Regions from separate parts of the Homo sapiens genome. Here region 2 is linked to region 1. Evidence: chromatin contacts called from ENCODE Hi-C or POLR2A ChIA-PET data. All regions are on one chromosome and are shown on one strand. The core of a region is the stretch at or near the end of the contact, and the rest is flanking DNA. Distances in the headings are between cores, read along the strand shown. Region 1 has its middle 320 kb from the start of EPHA4. Region 2 overlaps LOC105373900 (a long non-coding RNA gene).

Region 1 (2,897 bases), core at 136-2,635:
TCATAAGATTGAAAAATAGATGTATATTTATGTTCTGACTTAAAATAAAACATTTAAATGTATGTTTTATCCACCCTCTCCCCTCCCAATCTACTGCTTTAAAAGACGTGATTAACCAACTGCCAGTCTTAGACTATTCAGATAAAAGTTTTTCCTCTGAACATAGTGTTTATCATACATGTCCCTGAGGTTCAACTGGTCATGATTTTTCTTTGGTCACTCCATCCAAAGAACAAACTTTCAGTGACTGGGGGAAATTTGCCTGCTGATTCAGAAGTAACAAGTGACAAAATAAGAATTAGTGAAGAGTTTAAGCACATGCTCATTTAAGCCTTTTGAAATATTTCTTAAAATGTTTACCATATGCACTGTTAAACACGCATCATCTATTTGGAACTTGATGCAATTTAGGAAAGAGTTTGTAGAACTCTATGAGCTTCTGAATCTCTCACAAGGACAAACATCTGATTGATAAACTTTTCTAATCCTTTCTGGAATCAGGCAGGGAGTACTCTATGCTGCTGTGTCAACAATCACAATTATTGAAATCACCGTTATCTCTAAAAATGTTGTAAATATTTCATGATGAAAGGTATAAATGAAAACAAACAATTTGTCAATTTTTTATTAATATCTCCTAAAGATCTGCCAGAAACATTCATATCATGCTGATTACCGCAAGCAATTATGTAATCACAGTTGCAATACTTGCTACAAAAGAAAAGTACCTTGTGTAAAGAATCCCTAACAGGGGGGCCCATGCTGGTCAGGGTGTTCCCAAAAGGCTTCCTTGATGAGATACTGTTCAGTTGTGGCTTGAAGGATGAGTAGAGTCAGCCAGGCCCATGTGGAGAGAAGCAGGGGGTTGGAGAAGGGCACTCAGGTGAAAGGAATAGCATGTGCTAAGGTCCTGAGGCGGGAAGAAACTGACTCTTTAAACAAACTGAATAACCTGAGTCCAAGTGGACTGGAGAAGAAGGCAGACATGGTGCAGGGGATGTGAGGAACACAATGATAGAAGAGAAGGAAGATGAGTGGTTATAAGAGCCTGAGTCAGGGAGCAGGAATGGAGGATGAGAAAGCAGAACCCGCTCTCTTAGTTTACATACGACATAGCCATGTTCCCTTCCCACTCCTCGAGACACAGTGAAAAGAAGCTGAAGTCAGATGAACTATGTCCTCTCTTCTGTCATAAAAGAATTCATTTCAGCCCCATTTCCTGGACTTTCAAGGTAATTGTGTTCTATGCCAAGTATGGCCACTCTGCAGTCAGACTATTCCTGCAGTTTCCACATTGTAATGCAGCTCTCCCACCTCCCACCTACACGAAGGAAGCCATTCTTCTCAGCTACTTCAGAGACTATCTCAGTGCTACGCAGCTCCTTGCCTTCCCTAAAACACTCCCCCACTTCACTGCTCCCCACTCGGCTCCTTGCCCCCGCCGCTTCCTGGCCCTCCTACCACTCCACCAAAAAAAAATTACCCAGGCCTCAAGCCAGGAAAAGTTGTTAAACCCTGTCCTCTGCAACTTCACAGCACATTTGCTTTAATACCAAAAGAGGATTCATCTTGGCCAATGAGAGACAAATGAATATGCAGTGATTCGCCACATGCTATAAAGCCTTGCCAACAATTCCCACTGCTATGTTCTCCTCTGTTTTTATAATCAATTAAAAAGGTTTGGTTCATTAGGAACATTTTTTTCCCCTCCTGAAAATGGAAAGAAAAAGCAAGCAGCTCTCAGAAGAGGCACAAAGCTCTTCTGAGAACTGTCTAGCAGACAGAGCTTCTTACAGTAACACTTTATTTTAATGCTTCTTTAATGCAGAATTGACAACGGGACTCCCACTGAAGCCCTCACAGGAGCCTCATTCACCCTAAATAAGAATGACGATGTTGCCAAAGATAGGTCACAACTAAGATATCAACCTCAAAGCCTACCCCAAAGGAGGGAGAGTGGAAAGAGTTCTCCTTCCTTTTGTTTGCAGGATAAATCCTCTCTTTATTCTTGCACCCTCTAATCTAAGTCTCCATTTCCTTATTTAGATGAGCATCCTTTATGCATTTAGGGAATTATTCCTCAGCAGAGACACCATAGGTATCAGCTTTCTCAGAGTTGGATTGTTCTTCCCAGAAACCAAAGGGAGCCTCACTGGTTTGAATGCTCGCTTGTGGGTGAGCCCGGGAGATGTGGAAGGCATCTCATGACTAAGCAGCATGACATCGTTCACATAAGTACTCAACATCCACTCATCACCAGCAGCAGATTGAAGGTAATGTTTTAAGAGGTTTTCAAGCTGCTGGGAAATTGTGGGTTTGAGAAATGTTCTTTAAACCTTTTGCATTTCAAATTTCATTTCAGCCAAGATGTTGAAATGTAACTAGAGGAAGGGACGAAGGACTGATAGTTCACGCATTCCTTGCAGCTGCTCTTCACTCCTCTCACTACTGGGCCCTTCCAAAGGGCCTCCAGTCTGTTACAGTGCTAAAGCCCCACCCTGGTGTGGGAGTGGGAAGAAGTCACAAGGGGCAGAAAGAGCTGACGTTAGGAACAGTCCGGCAGAGAGTCTGCTGTGGTGTGGCTGGGGGTTGGTGCCAGGCTGCTTGGTAGCGAAAGCCAAAAGCAAATGTGGATAATGTTAACGCTGTTTTCTTAAGCAAGAAAAGTGTCAGGAGTCACAGCCGAGCAGGGAGCACAGAGAGCAACGCTGAGGCGCTCTGCTGGCTTGCTCTCTGGGAATTGATGCCGAACCACGTTCGTTCATACCTGACGTTACATAGGCAGGGCTGGTATCCAGATCATGAGAATACTAGGAAATAAGAAGGTATTATTATCAAGCGTAACCAGGCTGGAATTTGAGAAAGTTGCAAGGTAAACAATGTTCATCTAGCCCAAA
Region 2 (2,931 bases), core at 316-2,815, 47 kb after region 1:
TACCCTTTCTTGAAAAGGTACTCTTGAAAGAAGATAGAAATCTCCACCCCTTCCATGAGCCACGGAATTAGTAGGGAATCCCTTGATCAAAACTAAATGTCATATTGGTATTCAAGAAATTTTCCATAATTACACATGAATTCAATAAGAATAACCCACCTGCTGCAGGGTGTGAGAGGGAACCTGACAGAGAATAAAATGGAAAGACAGAGCTGGTGGCACCAAATGACCACAGTCTACCTGGTGCAGGGGATGGACTCTGGAGATAGGGTGGATTCCAGGTATTAGTAACAGCACAGTGACAAGAAAAGCTTCAAGTAGCTCATCCTACCAAAGTCACTTTACTACCAATAAATCACAGAAATCCCAAAAGCATTGCATTCAAATCATAAGAAGAAAAACCTCTTACCTTCAAAACTCTTTCCCCACATGCAAATCCCTGGTGGCTTAGCTTAAAAGCCAGAAGCATTTGAAAAGAATACTATTTATCTATTAATCATGGATTTTTCTGCCAACTTTTTCAGACTAAAGATTGTTCTGATATGTAAGAAATTCAGAAGAAACACTAGATTTGCTTTTAAAAGAGTAAGCTTCCTTTATAAAAAAGATTATATTTTACTGTACAAATTAAATTAGGAGTTATTTTTTTCAAAAGCACTGATTTCTAAATTTTTTGACTATCATATTTCTACAAGTGTCATTTAAACTACTAATCAAAATGTTCAAAATAACTGAGTTAAAGTAAAATTTAACAAATACATATTTCACAAATTAAAGTGTCTTTAGGTATGCAACCCTAACCATGAGTGTATATTTAGAAATTATATTCTTGTAATATTTACTAATGTGTCATGACTGTTATAAAACAAATACAAAGGTAGAACATTTTAGAGAACAGTGTAAAAAAAAATTTTGAAAGATCTAGTATTCTTTCTTTATTCCACAATAGGTGGTCTTGTTTAGACCCCACATAGAGGAAGACTGCCATAGAGAGCACCTCTTCAATTTCTGGCCATCTGAACTCCTATAGAGTATTAATCTACTGGAAATATAAAAGTGATAACTTTATTTTAGCTTGATAAATACAAATCAGTCCAATGTGGCCTAAACTATTACTATAAAAATTGTTCTAGAAATTCCTTTATCATAGTGATATCATACAAATCTCTGACTTTTCTCCCTGATGTGTTTCTGGGGAAAGTGCTTTTCTAAAGTCCTCAAGAAGCCACTTCAGTACTTCCTCAGAACATAGTTTCATATCTCTTTGTTCAGTACATTTATCTTTGCTGCTTTTTTAAATGGCACATCACATTCTACATTTGTGATTTATTTTTTAGCCCTTCTGTCTCCCACAATACAAATTTAAACTTCCAAGGGCAGGCAAAGCGTCTTCTGTGCCTCTCATTGCTCTGCAAGTAATGGGTGATCCTTAGAGTCATGTTTACTCAGTTCTTCAGAGAAGGAAAGTAATTGATGATCTCACTCTGGTCAGAGAAAGCAAAATAACTTTAATGGTGTCAAACAAATCGCAGTGGCCTTTATTCATAATGCATTCTCTTGAAAGGCCAGCTTGCTGCAAATATATGCCCTGGACCAGCTGAGCAATAAAAAGAACAAGGGTTTGTGACACAATGTTCCAGGAAGTCTGCCAGCCACAATTCTGAGCCTTCTGCAGGGTAGGAAAAGGGCAGCTAGCTTCAAATGCAAGCAAGCCCAGGAGAGAATGAGAAGAGCACAGTGTACCCTCAATACTTGTCAACCCTAACATGAGGATGCACTTGGTCACCATTTTCCAAAAGGAAGGTCAGAACCTCTGAACCTTCCTTGTGCAGAAGTTTTGAAGGTCTGAAGGTGTGTTAGTGGTCCACAGATTCACATTCAAGATACTCAGAACAACAACAAAAAAATCAGGACTAAATTGAGCATTATGATATCATTGTTAGTCATTCCTCCAGTAAAGTAATGAGTTATTTACTATAAAGTGTGAAGTACATGGGAGAAAGTATTATGCTGCAAAGGACCATGAAATTTATTTTGTTTCAACAGAAAACACAGTATCTCAGAAATGGAAGAAAATTTCTCTGCCCAACTCCTTTGTTTATGTCAATTTTTTTTTTTTTTTATTTAATAGGTGAGGAAGCTGAGCATTGGAACTTGTATATTTTCTGAAATACACAAGTAGCTAGTGGAAGTGTCAGGATTGGATTCAGGGCAGAATAACACAAGAGCTAACACTAAGAACTAATTTATTTTATATTTAGTCCTTAGGTCTTTGAAGTATTAATATTTCAGTGTTAAATAACTGGGGAGGTGGGAAAGGGGACAGGAGCAGAAGAAATGTGTTGATTTGCCAAGTCATTTCAAGACCAAGACTCATATTTACATTTTATTTTTGATTGTAAAATTATTACATTTGTGGTAATAAGTTACATCACTATAGAATTGCATTATAAAGACAAAAACCACTAACCTCAAGAGTTGTCGCCGGTCGGCGTGATCCTGAAGTGTGTGTGTTCGTTTCTCAGGTAAAATATGGCTAAAAGCTTATGGAGTAAGTGGAAAAGAAAGATGCGTGCTGAAAAGAGAAAAAAGAATGCCCCAGAGGAGGTCAGCAGGCTTAAAAGTATTCTCAAACTAGACGATGACGTTTTAATGAAAGATGTTCAAGAGATAGCAACTGTGGTGGTACCCAAACCCAAACATTGCCAAGAGAAAATGCAATGTGAGGTAAAAGATGAAAAAGATGACATGAAAATGGAGACTGATATTAAGAGAAACAAAAAGACTCTTCTAGACCAGCATGGACAGTACCCAATATGGATGAACCAAAGGCAAAGAAAAAGGCTAAAGGCAAAGCGAGAGAAAAGAAAGGAGAAAAACAAAGCAAAAGCAGTGAAAGTGGCAAAGGGTTTGGCCTGGTAGACTCTTAAA

What was found. Hi-C counts contacts between places; a loop is a spot of excess contacts on that map. ChIA-PET counts read pairs that join two places held with the same protein, here RNA polymerase II (POLR2A).
Region 2: a map of ascending aorta shows a loop between it and region 1 (1.9-fold over the local background). The contact joins two enhancer-like sites. A Hi-C loop is called at or near these places in 1 of 168 maps with a recorded cell type or tissue (ascending aorta). POLR2A ChIA-PET finds 5 or more read pairs at or near these places in 1 of 52 experiments (MCF 10A).

Annotation. Positions count from the first base shown.
Region 1 is chr2:221,894,451-221,897,347 of GRCh38, forward strand. No RefSeq gene overlaps it. Among named protein-coding and RNA genes, the nearest start is that of EPHA4, 320 kb to the left of the region's middle. RefSeq lists an enhancer at 1,700-2,897. Within about 2 kb of position 1,386, at least 3 of the 41 ENCODE cell types and tissues checked have a DNase peak (open chromatin) inside an H3K27ac peak, as active enhancers do.
Region 2 is chr2:221,941,691-221,944,621 of GRCh38, forward strand. All of the region lies in intron 1 of LOC105373900 (a long non-coding RNA gene), which reads right to left. It also overlaps the pseudogene LLPHP3. Among named protein-coding and RNA genes, the nearest start is that of CCDC140, 350 kb to the right of the region's middle. Within about 2 kb of position 1,566, at least 7 of the 41 ENCODE cell types and tissues checked have a DNase peak (open chromatin) inside an H3K27ac peak, as active enhancers do.